Regions from separate parts of the Homo sapiens genome. Here region 1 is linked to region 2. The links are chromatin contacts, found by Hi-C or POLR2A ChIA-PET in ENCODE. All regions are on one chromosome and are shown on one strand. Each heading gives the region's core, a stretch centred on a gene start or an enhancer-like site at or near the end of the contact. The rest is flanking DNA. Distances are from core to core; before and after follow the strand shown. Region 1 overlaps NFIC (nuclear factor I C). Region 2 overlaps NFIC (nuclear factor I C).

Region 1 (7,196 bases), core at 594-3,093, 41 kb after region 2:
AGTGCTGGGATTACAGGTGTGAGCCACTGCGCCCGGCCGGAAGTGAGCATTTATTGAGTGCCTCCTGTATGCTTCTCAGAGACCACTGACTCCAATCTTTAATGCAATGGGCACAGCTCTGATTCTCCCCATTCTACAGAGGCAAAAACTAAGGCTCAAAGAGAAGAATGCGCCCCACACTGCCTGGAGCACACAGGAACACAAATTCTGTCCACCATACAAATAAACAGGCACCGTCACCCGAGCTCATGGCCTGTCTCCCCAGTGCAGCACCCACAACCGGGATGAAGATCAATAAAGGCAGAAGAGGACGGGAGGCTTTCAGTGAAGACCCGCCTTGCTCCTGTCTGTGGCCCACAAGGCCGCCCCTTCCCACCCTCCACTCCCCTCAACCCCAGACCAGAGAGGGCAGGACTTTTCTCAAAGCCACACAGCAAGCCAGGGCAGCACTGTGGCTGACCCAGGTCCCTCACTCCCAGGTTGAGACCCTTTCTCCTGCCATCAAGCTCAGGGTGAGCTTTATGGACACCCTGGCCCCAGGCTTGGTCCCCTTCCATAGGGTTCACCTCATTCATTCATTCATTCATTCATTTACTCCCTGAGTGTGCACGGCCTGCACTGTATGATCTGTATGACTCAGAGGGTGTGGCTTCCACTAGATAACCTCAAAGGGCACTTTTAGTTTGTTTTTGAAAAGAGGTTTAAGGGGTTTCAATACCACCTCCCTTTTATTGGAGACAGGGTCTCACTCTGTCGCCCAGGCTGGAGTGCAGTGGCATGAGCTCAGCTCGCTGCAACCTCCGCCTCCTAGGTTCAAGCGACTCTCCTGCCTCAGCCTCCTGTGTAGCTGGGATTACATGTGTGAGCCACCACACCTGGCCTCAATCACCCCTTAAAAAAAACGGTTTTTAGAGATAAGGTCTTGCCTTGTCACCCAGGCTGGAGTGCAGTGGTGGGATCACAGCTCACTGCAACCTCCAACTCCTGGGCTCAAGCCATCCTCCTGCCTCAGCCTCCCGAGTAGCTGGGACTACAGGTACACACCACCACACCTGGCTCATTTTTAAAAATTTTGTTGGGGGGGGGCATGGTCGTGCTATGTTGCCCAGGCTGGTCTCGAACTCCTGGCCTCAAGTGATCCTCCTGCCTCAGCCTCCCAAAGTGTTGGGATTACAGGCAGGAGCCACCTCGCCTGGCCTCAATCCCTTTTTCAAAGGGGTTCTGGATTCTCATTCCGGCTCTGCCCCTGAGGAGCTTTGTGACCTTGGACAAGTGACTCTTGTCCAAACCTCTGGGTCTCTGCTTCCTCCACTAGAACACGAGAGAAGGCCAAAGTCCCTTCCTGCTTGGATGGGGGAGAGAATTAAACCAGTTAGGGTGAGCGGTGGCCTCGGAGCCTGGCACACAGAGGGCACGCCATGTGTGTTTGCCGCCATCATTATCGCTGTTGGGGTCCTTGCTCCCCAATTCCATCCAGGAAGCGCTGGGGAACTCCCCCTCCCATGTTTCTCCTGCCACCCTCTCCAGGGCACCCGGGGCAGCCTCTCTGGCGTGCTATGAGCTTCCCGGGCCGGGCTCTGCCCACCGCGCCATTCCCGGCGCTGGACTGCAGGAGCTTGGCACGACGCAAGGCGGGAACAGGAGGCTGGCCCATGGCGGCGTCAGCAGATGGGCACCATCTGGGCTGGCGGCTCGGGGCGGGCTGGCAGCTGCTGGGACGGGCGGGCCTGGCAGCCCCTCCCCCGCCCAGCCCTGGCACGGTGCCCGCCCGCGCCTCAGATTTCTTGGGCTGCCAGAGGGGGCGGGGAGGCCTGGCTGGGTTTAGGCCCTGGGCGGGCAGACAGCTTCCCTCTCTGGGCCCTGGTTCCTGCAGGCTCCTTCCCCAGCACGTGGCAGGTCGGAGAGCACCCGGGTCACCCTCTCCCGCCCCACCCCCGGCTGGTCACCCTCACTGGAAGGCCACAGGACGGCCCTCGCCACTCACTACCCCCTGAACATCCCAGCCAGCTCCATGTGCTGCTCCTGGGCTCCAGGCCTTCGCACTGGCTATAACCCCCTCACTGCTCCCTCCACCCAGCCTCTCCAGACTCCCTCACCCCCTTCAAGCCTCACCTCAAAGACGCCTCCTCAGAGAAGCCCTCCCCATCCAGAGTGGCCCCCAGCCCCCCTCCATGTCCCTCCCTGCTTTATTTTCCTGCAGTTCCCTGACACCCTCTTCTTATTAATTTTAATTTTTATTTTTTGAGACAGAGTCTCACTCTGTCGCTCAGGCTGGAGTGCAGTGTCGCGATCTTGGCTCACTGCAACCTCCCGGGTTCCAGCGATTCTCCTGCCTCAGCCTCCCGAGTAGCTGGTACTACAGACGCCCGCCACCACGCCCGGCTAATTTTTGTATTTTTAGTAGAGATGGGGTTTCACCATGTTGGCCAGGCTGGCCTCAAACTCCTGACCTCAGGTGATCCGCCTGCCTCGGCCTCCCGAAGTGCTGGGATTGCAGGTATGAGCCACTGTGCCCGGCCTCCTCTCTCACTTGTGACGTTGCAAGTGGTGGCTCCTTTCAGCCCCATGGCAGGTGCCCCTCCACCGCCATCCACCCTGCACCCCTCCAAGAGGCCAGCCAAGGCCCTATGCCTGATGCCCGTCCCTCCCTCTCCCTCTATCCCAGGGCCTCAGCTGCCCAGCAGGGCTGATGAAAGCCAGACACTGCACTCTGGCTGGGCCAGGACGCTCCACAGCCAAGGGGACTCTCGGTTCGGAAAAGGAAGCCGGTGGCCAGTCTTCCTGCTGTCAGGGTGACAACCACTGGGATCAGCGCTGAGGCCTGGAGGCCAGCCACAGCCTGGGGACCCTACATAAGACCTCAGCCTGTGGGGCCCTCACACAACCCTGCCAGAAGGTGACCACACCGTGCCAGCAGACTGCCCCCTCACGCACCACAACTTCCGCCCATCCCCTTCTGACAATAATGGAGGATGAGGCAGGTGTCAAGGACAGGGCAGAGGCAGAAGCTGCTTGTGGGTCCAAATCCCACCTGGCCCAGTCTCGGCTGTGTGACCACGGCAGGTCAAATCCCTCCTCTGAGCCTCTGTTTCCTCCTCTGTAAAATGCGTACAACAGGCCGGGCGCGGTGGCTCACGCCTGTCATCCCAGCACTTTGGGAGGCCGAGGAGGGCGGATCACTTGAGGCCATGAGTTCCAGACCACCCTGGCCAACATGGTGAAAGCCCGTCTCTACTAAAAATACAAAAATTGGCCAGGTGTGGTGGCGCTCGCCTGTAATCTCAGCTACTCGGGAGGCTGAGGCATGAGAATCGCTTGAACCCAGGAAGTAGAGGTTGCAGTAAGCCAAGATCGCGCCACTGCACTCCAGCCTGGGTGACAGAGTGAGACCCTATCTCAAAAAAAAAAAAAAAAAAAAAAAAAAGGCATACAGCAATGATCCTTGCCTCACAGGGCAGCTGTGAGAATGGGAAAGAATTTTCAGCCAGGCAGGTGGCTAATTTTTTGTATATTTGGTAGAGATGGGGTTTTGCCATTTTGCCCAGGCTGGTCTCGAATGCCTGAGCTCAGGAGAGTCACCTGCCTTGGCCTCCCAAAGTGCTGGGATTACAGGCATGAGCCACCACACCCAGCCGGAGTTGGGGTTTTCCATATGGGAAAGACATTCTATGTCCAGGGAATGCATAAGGAAAGGTCTGGCAGTGGGAGATTATAATCAGAATGAGGAGGATGGGCCGGGCGCAGGGGGTCACGCCTGTAATCCTGGCACTTTGGGAGGCCAAGGCGGGAGGATCACTTGAGCCCAGGAGTTCGAGAGTAGCCTGGGCAACATAGTGATACCCCATCTCTGCAAAAAACAAAAAACAAGGCCAGTTGCAGTGGCTCACGCCTGTAATCCCAGCACTTTGGGAGGCCGAGGCGGGTGGATCACCTGAAGTTAGGAGCTGGAGACCAGCCTGGCCAACATGCAAAACCCCGTCCGTATTAAAAATACAAAAATTAGCCGGGTGTGGTGGTGGGCATGTGTAGTCCCAGCTACTCGGGAGACTGAGGCAGGAGAATTGCTTGAACCCGGGAGGCAGAGGTTGCAGTGAGCCAAGATTGCGTCATTGCACTCCAGCCTGGGAGACAGAGCAAGAGTCTGTCTCAAAAAAAAAAAAAAAAACAACAACAACCAAAAAAACCCCCAAAAAACCCAAACCAATAATAACAAACAAACAAACCAATCCCGAAGAGGATAATGTTAGTAACGATAACCACCAAGGGCCCTAGCCCCCTGCCTAGTGCCTGGTCTTCACGATGCCTTGTGGGTGGTTTACTGAGCTCTCACCCTGGGCACTTGACATTTCCCACAAGGCAACCAGTTTTGAGCCCCCCAGTTTATAGACAAGGAAATGAAGCACAGAGAGGGTGAGTGACTGGCCCCACATCACCCAGCCAGTGGGCAGCTGAGCTGGGGTTGGAGTCCAGGCCCAGCTCTTACCCCCATGAGGAGCTGGAGCACCCGCAGTGGGCAGGTGGGAGGGTTGGGGGGGGGTGTGCCCTGCTGGGGCCAATTGGGGGAGGGTGTGGCCTGCTGGGGCCAATTGAAGCAGGGATTCCCTTGGGGATGAAGGGGGCAGGCTGGGGGCAAGGGAGGGTGCAGCCTTCACTCAGAGAGGCCAACCTGACCTGGGGCACAGGCCTGCCTGCTGAGCAGAGGCGGGAGGGGCAGGGTGGGGGTGGGGAGGCGCCCAGAGGTTGTGCTGACTGCAGCAGAAAAGCTCGCTTCAAAATTGTATCAGCTCAGCACGGAGGAGGTGGGGGCGGGGCCCCGGGCGAGGAAGATGTGTGGTGGCAGAGAGGTCTGGCCCTGTGTGACGATGAGAACCTCCGTCCCCACGGTGGCCCCTGCTCCCAACAGGCAGTCACCCGGCCCACCTCTCTGCCCCCACCGTCCCCAGTGCCCCCTCACAGCCAACCCCAGCAGGTTTGTTGCTCATCAGTGGGGGTGGGGGAGGAGAAAGATGCTAAGGTCAAGGTCAAAGAATCAAGATCAAGACTGGGTAACTGCCGGGCGCGGTGGCTCACGCCTGTAATCCCCGCACTTGGGGAGGCTGAGGCCAGTGGATCGTTTGAGTTCAGGAGTTCAAGACCAGCCTGGCCAACATGGTGAAACCCCGTCTCTACTAAAAATACAAAAATTAGCCAGGCGTGGTGGCAGTCACCTGTAAGCCCAGCTACTGGGGAGGCAAAGGCAGGAGAATCGCTTGAACCTGGGAGGTGGAGATTGCAGTGAGCCGAGATTGCGTCACTGGACTCCAGCCCGGGGAACAGGGCGAAACTCCATCTCCAAAAAAAGAAAGAAAAAAAAAAAAGACTGGGTAACTGGTGTGGTGCAGTGGCTCTTGCCTGCTGTACTTCTAACACTTTGGGAGGCCAAGGTGGGAGGATGGCTTGAGCCCAGGAGTTTGAGGCCAACCTGGGCAACATAGCAAGACCCTGTCTCTACAAAAAAATATATATATATATAAAATATTAGCTGGGTGTGGTGGTGTGCGCCTATAGTCCCAGCTACTTGGGAGGGTGAGGCAGGAGGATTGCTTGAGCCTGGGAGGTCGAGGCTACAGTGAGCCGAGATTGCACCACTGCACTCCAGCGTGGGTGACAGAGCGAGACCCTGTCTCCAGGAAAAAAAAAAAAAAAAAAACACTGGGTAACTCTGCCCTGCTGTCTTTCCACACACCCTAGAGCCTGGGAGCCCGTGACCCTGTCTCACCCTTGCACCAGCTCTAGAAGGTGGCATGGCTGTTACTCCCATTGCACCAAGGAGGAAACTGAGGCACAGAAAAGGGATGTGTCCATACAGCTGGGGAAAAGAAGGGCTGTGTCTGGAGCATGGGCAGTCTGGCCCCAGGGTCCTCCTGTTCGGGCAAATGCCCCTCCCTCTCAGGCTGTGCAACTGCCTGTTTCTATAGAGTGCTGCCTGGGCTGGGGCTGGGCTGGTGACCTGTGTGGGTCTGCGTCTGGCGTACACCCATCCCACATGCTCTGGCAGCCCCTGGGTGTGTGGGGGTTCACGCGTGCTCCAGACACGGCCTGGATGGGCATGGCAGGGGTGTGCTGTGCACCCACTCAGGTCTTGGGATGCAGCTGACACCTCGCACGTGGCTACACGCATGATCTTCTGGAACCTCCCATAGCCCCATCCAGCTACAGACTGATCATCTCCACCATTTGGCAGGCAAGAGAAACTGAAGTCCAAGAGGGCCACGCAGCCAAGAAGCTGCAGGACCAACCCTGCTCTTAGCACCGGGACCAGAGGCACAGGCATCAGGCCTCTCATCTCCACGCTCCTGCCAGGACCCCTGGGGCATCTCCTTGTTCACTGTGGCCTGGCCATCCTGCAGAGCTGAGCTCAGCTGCACCTCCTCCTCTGGGAAGCCGCCTTGGATTTCCTCAACCCCACAGAGCTAGCTGGTCTCAACATCAGGCATTTGACCACCGGCAAACACCCCTCTGGCAGGGCCAGGCTCATCAGGCCTCTGCTGGCATGGTCTGAGAGTCAATCAACCAACAAGCATTCACAGAAAGCGGTGCCAGGACTCTCTTGGCTCTCCTCGGAGGGCTGGGATGGCCTGTCCCTCTCCTCTCCTCACCCCTGCTCCCAGCAAGGCCGTCCGTTGTGCCCAAGACCATCTAGGACATTCTCATCCCCCTGAGACCTCAAGGGCCTTCCTGCCTCCTCCCTCAGACGTGAGGGTGAGATCCTGCCTCTACCATTGGAGCGCCACAGCCCACCTGCCTCCTCTGTCAAAAAAACCTCCTTGTACCATCTCTCACTTGAGACCTCTGCTAGGCCTGCCTCCTCCATCTGACCTCCACATCCCATCAGCAGCCACCCTGGGCCCTGCATGCACTGGCCTCCTCCCTCAGACGCTCCTTGCACCATATCACTTGCATTAGACGCTCTCCTAGGCCTGCCTCCCCCCTCAGACCACCACATCACATCTACACATGCTGGCTTCTTCCCTCAGACCCTCCTTGCCCCGTGTCACCCGGCGTCAGACGCTCTCCCAGGCCCGCCTCCCCGCTTGGACCACCACATCACATCTACACGCACCAGCCTCCTCCCTCAGACCCTCCTTGCACCATGTCACCCCCATCAGATGCTCTCCCAGGCCTGCTGCCCTGCCTGGACCACCACATCACATCTA
Region 2 (6,505 bases), core at 3,836-6,335:
GGGGTTGTCTGGAAAGGACAAGGAGTAGGGTGAGGGGGGTGGGCTCCTTCCTCCCTGCGGCCCCCTCCCCTCTCCAAGACCCAGCTCAGGGCTGACGGGAACACTCACTCCGGGACACTTGGATGAGCTCAGTGACGCTGAACACGCCGGAGGTGACAAAGCTCTCCTGGAAGTCGGTCGTGTCTGGAACAGGAAGACAGCGGGGTCAGTAGGCTGAGCTGGGCCTGTTTCCCTTCCCCACACTCCAGGGCTGCCTGGACTCCTGGGGGCTGGCCCGAGCCTGGACGTTCCCCCTGTCCATCCTGTGCTGTGGGGGAATGACAGCTCCAGTCTGATGGGGAAGGCCCCGTGGGGGGTCCTTGTCCAGTGTGGGCCTTCACACAGCCTTCATCCGGGTTCCCCCATGCTGTGGAATGCTGCATTCAAGTGAACAGCAGGCCGGGCGCAGTGGCTCATGCCTGTAATCCCAGCACTGTGGGAGGCCGAGGCAGGAGGAACGCTTGAGCTCAGGACTTCAAGACCAGCCTGGGGAACACAGCGAGACCCCATCTCTACAAAAAGTGTTAAAATTAGCCAGGTGTTGTGGTCCGTGCCTGTAGTCCCAGCTACTCAGGAGGCTGAGGCTGGAGGATCACTTGAGCCTGGGAGGTGGAGGCCGCAATGAACCATTGTTGTGCCACTGCACTCCAGCCTGGGAAACAGGGCGACACCCTCTCTTAAAAAACGAGTGGAGCCGGGTGCGGTGGCTCACGTCTGTAATCCCAGCACTTTGGGAGGCCGAGGCGGGAGGATCACAGGTCAGGAGATGGAGACCATCCTGGCTAACACAGTGAAACCCTGTCTCCTAAAAATACAAAAATTAGCCGGGCGTGGTGGCAGGCGCCTGTAGTCCCAGCTACCTGGGAGGCTGAGGCAGGAGAATGGTGTGAACCCGAGAGGTGGAGCTTGCAGTGAGCCGAGATTGCGCCACTGCACTCCATCCAGCCTGGGCAACAGAGCAAGACTCCATCTCAAAAAAAAAAAAAAAAAAGAGCGGAAAGCGGAGGCCTGGGCTCACATCGGCTCCATCACCTGCCTCGGTGTGTGATCTGGGGCAGGTCACTTTCCCTCTCTCAGCCTCCAAGTTTCCCTAATTGCAAAAGTGAAACCATCAATCCCATCATCGGGGTTGTCGTGAGATCTGTATCCAACTGCCTGGGAGGGGCAGCTGGCTTGCTTTACACACTGTCACCCTTCGAGATACTCTGGCTTCTTGTTCTTCTCCCCTTCAGACTGGGAGGTCCGTGTGGGCAGGGATGTCTGTCTGCCCCGACCCTGCAGTGTCCTTCGTGCCTAGACCAGAGCTTGGCACCCAGCAATGGGTCAGTTAAAATGGGGGGTTGAATGGGAGGCCCACAAGCCGCAGTTAAAACCCTCAGTGTCCCCAGCATTGCTCCTACCTAATATTAAAGGAAGGGAGACTGTCCTCTCGACTGGAGTGGTTTGGACCCATTTCACAGATTTGGAAATCGAAGTTGTCCCCGAGAGGTCGGGAGCCTTGGCCAACCTCAGACAGCTTGGGGACAGCCCTGTCCTGCCCTCGGACGCCCTTGTAGGAGGGATTCATGGACTCAACAGGCGTTTACTAAGCATCCACAGTGTCTGATTCTGAGCTGGGCCCCGGCACAGCAGGAGATGATACAGGCTGAAGCAGTTGCCCCTGTGAGACTCAAAGTCCAGTGTGAGCGACAGACAGCAGCCAAGATTAATAGGTCAGCAAAAGTCCACGAATGTTCCTAGCAGCACTGTTCACCACAGCTCAAACTGGAAAGCCACCCAAATGTCCCTTCAAAAGATGAAGAGATAAACACAGCGTGGTCTAGCCACACACTGGAATAGGACTCAGCCGTGAAAAGGATGCCGGGCGTGGTGGCTCATGCCTGTAATCCCGGCACTTTGGGAAGCTGAGGTGGGTGGATCTCGTGAGCTCAGGAGTTTGAGATCAGCCCGGGCAACATGGCGAAACCCTGTGTCTACAAAAAATACGAAAATTAGCTGGGTATGGTGGCTTGTGCCTATAGTCCCAGCACTTTGGGAAGCTGAGGCAGGTGGATCACTTGAGCCCCAGAGTTTGAGACGGGACTGGGCAACATGGCGAAACCCCATCCCTACAAAAAGTACAAAAATTAGCTGGGCGTGGTGGTGCACACCTGTAGTCCCAGCTACTTGGGAGGCCGAGGCGGGAGGATAGCTCGAGCCCTGGAGGTTGAGGCTGCAGTGAGCTATGATTGCACCACTGCACTCCAGCCTCGGGGACAGAGCAAGACCCTGTCTCAAAAAAAAAAAAAAAAAAAAAAAAAAGAAGAAGGAAAAGAAAAAGAATGAGGCCTTGGGCTGGGCGCAGTAGTGGTAGCTCACACCTGTAATCCCAGCACTTTGGGAGGCTGAGGCAGGTGGATCACCTGAGCTCAGGGGTTCAAGACCAGCCTGGCCAACATGGTGAAACCCCATCTCTACTAAAAATACAAAAATTAGCCGGGCATGGTGGCGGGCACCTGTAGTCCCAGCTACAGGCCGAGATCGCGACATTGCACTCCAGCCTGGGCATCAGAGTGAGACTTCATCTCAAAACCAGTAAATAAATAAAAATAAAAGAACGAGGCTCTGACACAGGCTACAACATGGATGCACCTTGAGGACATCATTCAGTGAGGGACACCAGAGACAAAAGGCCACACAGTGTGTGATGCCATTTCTTTCTTTCTTTTTCTTTTCTTTTTTTTTTTTTTTGAGACGGAGTCTCACTCTGTCGCCCAGGCTGGAGTGCAGTGGCGCAATCTTGGCTCACTGCAACCTATGCCTCCCAGGTTCAAGCGATTCTCCTGTCTCAGCCTCCCAAGTAGCTGGGATTACAAGTACCTGCCACAGTGCCTGTCTAAATTTTGGATTTTTAATAGAGACGGGGTTTCACCATCTTGGTCCGGCTGGTCTCGAACTCCTGACCACATGATCCACCCACCTTGGCCTCCCAAAGTGCTGGGATTACAGGCATGAGCCATTTCACTGAAATGTCCAGGACAGGCCAAGCCACAGAGACAAGAAGGGGATGCGTGGGCACCAGGGCTGGGAGAGGAGACAGGGAGTGGTGGCTGATGGGGATGGGGTTTCTTTTAGGGGGGATGAAATGTTCTGGAATTAGGCCAGGCTCGGCGGCTCACATCTGTAATCCCAGCACTTTGGAAGGCTGAGGCAAGAGAATCACTTAAGGTCAAGAGTTCGAGACCAGCCTGGCCAACATGGTGAAACTCCATCTCTACTGAAAATACAAAAAATTAGCCGGGTGTGGTGGCATGTGCCTATGATCCCAGCTACTTGGGAGGCTGAGCCATGAGAATTGCTTGAACCAGGAAGGTGGAGGTTGCAGTGAGCCGAGATTGCGCCACTGCACTCCAGCCTGGGGGTAAAAAAAAAAAAAAAGAAAGGTTCTGGAATTAGATAGAGGTGAATGTACTTAGTGCACTTTGACTTGGACACTTAAAAATGGCTAAAATGATGCATTGTACATCATGCACATTTTACTACAAATTAAAAGCTCATTAAGTCAAATGCGAGGTGCATCAGCCTGTGGTAAGGCAGGCGGCTGGTGGGGAACTAGCTAGGGTGGGGAGGGAGGCTATTTTACACCCAGGGCTCAGAGAAAGCCTGACCGAGATGGTGGCATTTTACAGACCTCAAGATGAGACTGGATAAGAGGAAGGAACTTGTTAAAATCTGCAAAGCTCCGAGAACAGCGCCTGGCAACCGCCCCGTGACTGTTGGCTTCTCCGATGGGGATGATGTTTCATCACCTCCCTGAGGGCCACGATGTTCCCGGCACTGGGAACAGCCCGTGCAAAGGCCTCCGGGTAGAAATGCACTTGGCAAGTTGCAGGCCAGCAGGGTTGGAGTGGAAAGAGCCAGGGAGCCTGGTAGGTTTGGAGGTGGGACAGGCTCTTGGCTTTTGGGTGGCGGTGGGAGCAGTTCCTCTCCCGGCCCCCAGGGGGCAGCACGGACTGCAGGGAGCTCAGGGCTGTGTCCAGTTCTGCAGACCCAAACCCCCGCCAGTCCCCCTGTTACAATCTTTCTTTTTTAGAGACAGAATTTTGCTCTGTTGCCCAGGCTCGAGTGCAGCGGTGCAATCATAGCTCACTGCAGCCTCGAACTCCTGGGCTGAAGTGATGCTCCTGCCTCAGCCTCCCAAGTAGCTGGGACTACAGGCACGCATCACCACCCTTGGCTAATTTTTGTATTATTATTATTACTTTTTGTAGAGATAGGGTCTTGCTATGTTACCCAGGCTGGTCTCAAACTCCTGGGCTCAGGCGATCCTCCCACCTCAGCCTCCCAAGTAGCTGGGATTACAGGCATGCACCTCCGTGTTTGGCTAGTGTGTGTGTGTGTGTGTGTGTGTGTGTGTGTGTGTGTGTGTATATATTTTTTTTTTTTTTTTTGGGGTAGAGATAGGGTCTTGCTATATTACCCAGGCTGGTCTTGAACTCCTGGGGCTAGTGTGTGTGTGTGTGTGTGTGTGTGTGTGTGTGTGTGTATATTTTTTTTTTGGGTAGAGATAGGGTCTTGCTATATTACCCAGGCTGGTCTTGAACTCCTGGGCTCAAGCGATCCTCCCGCTTCAGCCTCCCAAAGTGCTGGGATTGCAGGCGTGAGCCACCGCACCCGGCCCCCTGTTACAGTCATTTGCTGAGTGAAGGCAATGAACCAACCCTGCCCCGCGCTGGGAGGTTCAGGGCCACGCATTCTGAAGAGGACAGAGCGGTGGCCCCCGAGTGTCCAGGAGAAGTGGCCAGAGCCGTTTCCTGCTGACCCAGCTGGCCAGCTGGTGTCAGCACGCCCCCTCCGCCTCCCCCGACCGGGGTTTCCTGTTTGTGCAGCGCCTGCTCAGCTCCATCTCTGGGGGACTCCCTGGCGAGCTGGGAGGACGTGATTTCCTCTACCAGACGCCCAAGCTCCCCAGGGGACCAGGCCAAGCGCCGCTGCCCCCACCTCCCTCCAACATCTGGCTTGGAGAGAGGCGTCTGGGGATCACAGGAGGCCGCGGAGGACCCGGGTCACAGACGGAGGAGTCACCGGGGGCCAGTGAGGAGTGGCCTCAGGCCTGTGAACCTCCGAGAACCTTCCAGCCTCCCTGTGCATGCCTGTTCCGGTCCTTCCAAGAAGGACGCCTCACCCACTCGCTTTCTCTTCCTTCCTTCTTTTCCTTTCCTTTTTTTTTTTTGAGACAGTCTCACTCTATCCCCCAGGCTGGAGTGCAGTGGCGTGATCTCGGCTCACTGCAACCTCCGCCTCCTCCTGGGTTCAAGCAATTCTCCTGCGTCAGCCTCCCGTGTCCTCCTAGTACAGATGGGGTTTCGCCATGTTGGCCAGGCTGGTCTTGAACTCCTGACCTCAGGTCATCCACCTGACTCGGCCTCCCAAAGTACTGGGATTACAGGTGTAAGCCACTGCGCCCTGGCCCCTTCCTTCTTTTTCTTTTCTTTTCTTTTTTTTTTTTTTGAGACGGAGTTTTTACTCTTGTTGCCCAGGCTAGAGTGCAATGGCGCGATCTCAGCTCACTGCAACCTCTGTCTCCCGGGTTCAAGCAATTCTCCTGCCTCAGCCTCTCGGGTAGCTGGGATTACAGGCATGTGCCTCCACGCCTGGCTAATTTTTGTATATTCAGTAGAGACAGGGTTTCTCCATGTTGATCAGGCTAGTCTCAAACTCCTGACCTCAGGTGATCCACCCACCTCAGTCCCCCAAAGTGCTGGGATTACAGGCGTAAGCCCCCGCACCCGGCCCTTCTTTTTCTCTCTCTCTTTCTTTTCTTTCTTTCTTTCCTTCTTTCTTCTTCTTCTTTTTTTTTTTTTTTTTTGACAGAGTCTCGCTGTGTCGCCCAGGGTGCACAATCTCGGCTCACCACAACCTCTGCCTCCTGGGTTCAAGCGATTCTCCTGCCTCAGCCTCCCGACTAGCTGGGATTATAGGTGTGTGCCAACATGCCCGACTAATTTTTGTATTTTTAGTAGAGACGGTTTCACCATGTTGGTCAGGCTGGTCTCGAACTCCTGACCTCAGGTGATCCACCTGCCTTGGCCTCCCAAAGTGCTGGGATTACAGGCGTGAGCCACCGCACTTGGCCCCTTCCTTCTTTTTCATCTCTCCTCCTTCCTCTCCCCATATATCCTCTCTTGTCTTCTTCTCTCTGCTTCATCCCTCCCTCTCTCCTTCTTTTCTTTCTACAAGTATTTATTGAGCACCCACTCTGCATCAGGCCCCATTCTAAGCCCTGAGGGCACAACAGAGATGTAGACAGACAAAGCCTCTGCCCTGGAGGAGGTGACATTCCACTGGGGAGATGAGCAGACACCCGTGCAGTCACTAAACAACTAAGCAAATCCATAGGCAATCACTAACTTCCTCTGAAGGAAAGAAAACAGAGGGCTGAGACTGAGGGTAGCCAGGCTGGGCGCGGTGGCTCATGCCTGTAATC

What was found. Hi-C counts contacts between places; a loop is a spot of excess contacts on that map. ChIA-PET counts read pairs that join two places held with the same protein, here RNA polymerase II (POLR2A). Pooled maps may share reads with other maps.
Region 1: a loop to region 2 is called in a map of sigmoid colon, with 7 times the contacts of the local background. The contact joins two enhancer-like sites. A Hi-C loop is called at or near these places in 9 of 168 maps with a recorded cell type or tissue (CD4-positive, alpha-beta T cell, ascending aorta, gastrocnemius medialis and 4 more) and 4 of 50 pooled maps. POLR2A ChIA-PET finds 5 or more read pairs at or near these places in 21 of 52 experiments (A673, AG04450, BJ and 17 more).

Annotation. Positions count from the first base shown.
Region 1 is chr19:3,382,543-3,389,738 of GRCh38, reverse strand. All of the region lies in intron 2 of NFIC (nuclear factor I C), which reads right to left. Among named protein-coding and RNA genes, the nearest start is that of NFIC, 20 kb to the right of the region's middle. RefSeq lists an enhancer at 1-49. Within about 2 kb of position 1,843, at least 26 of the 41 ENCODE cell types and tissues checked have a DNase peak (open chromatin) inside an H3K27ac peak, as active enhancers do; they include A673, ascending aorta, gastrocnemius medialis and 2 more, where a contact is called at or near this core.
Region 2 is chr19:3,427,196-3,433,700 of GRCh38, reverse strand. It overlaps NFIC (nuclear factor I C), which reads right to left. Exons shown (of 11, transcript NM_001245002.2): 4 at 109-183. Among named protein-coding and RNA genes, the nearest start is that of SMIM24, 50 kb to the left of the region's middle. Within about 2 kb of position 5,085, at least 31 of the 41 ENCODE cell types and tissues checked have a DNase peak (open chromatin) inside an H3K27ac peak, as active enhancers do; they include A673, ascending aorta, gastrocnemius medialis and 2 more, where a contact is called at or near this core.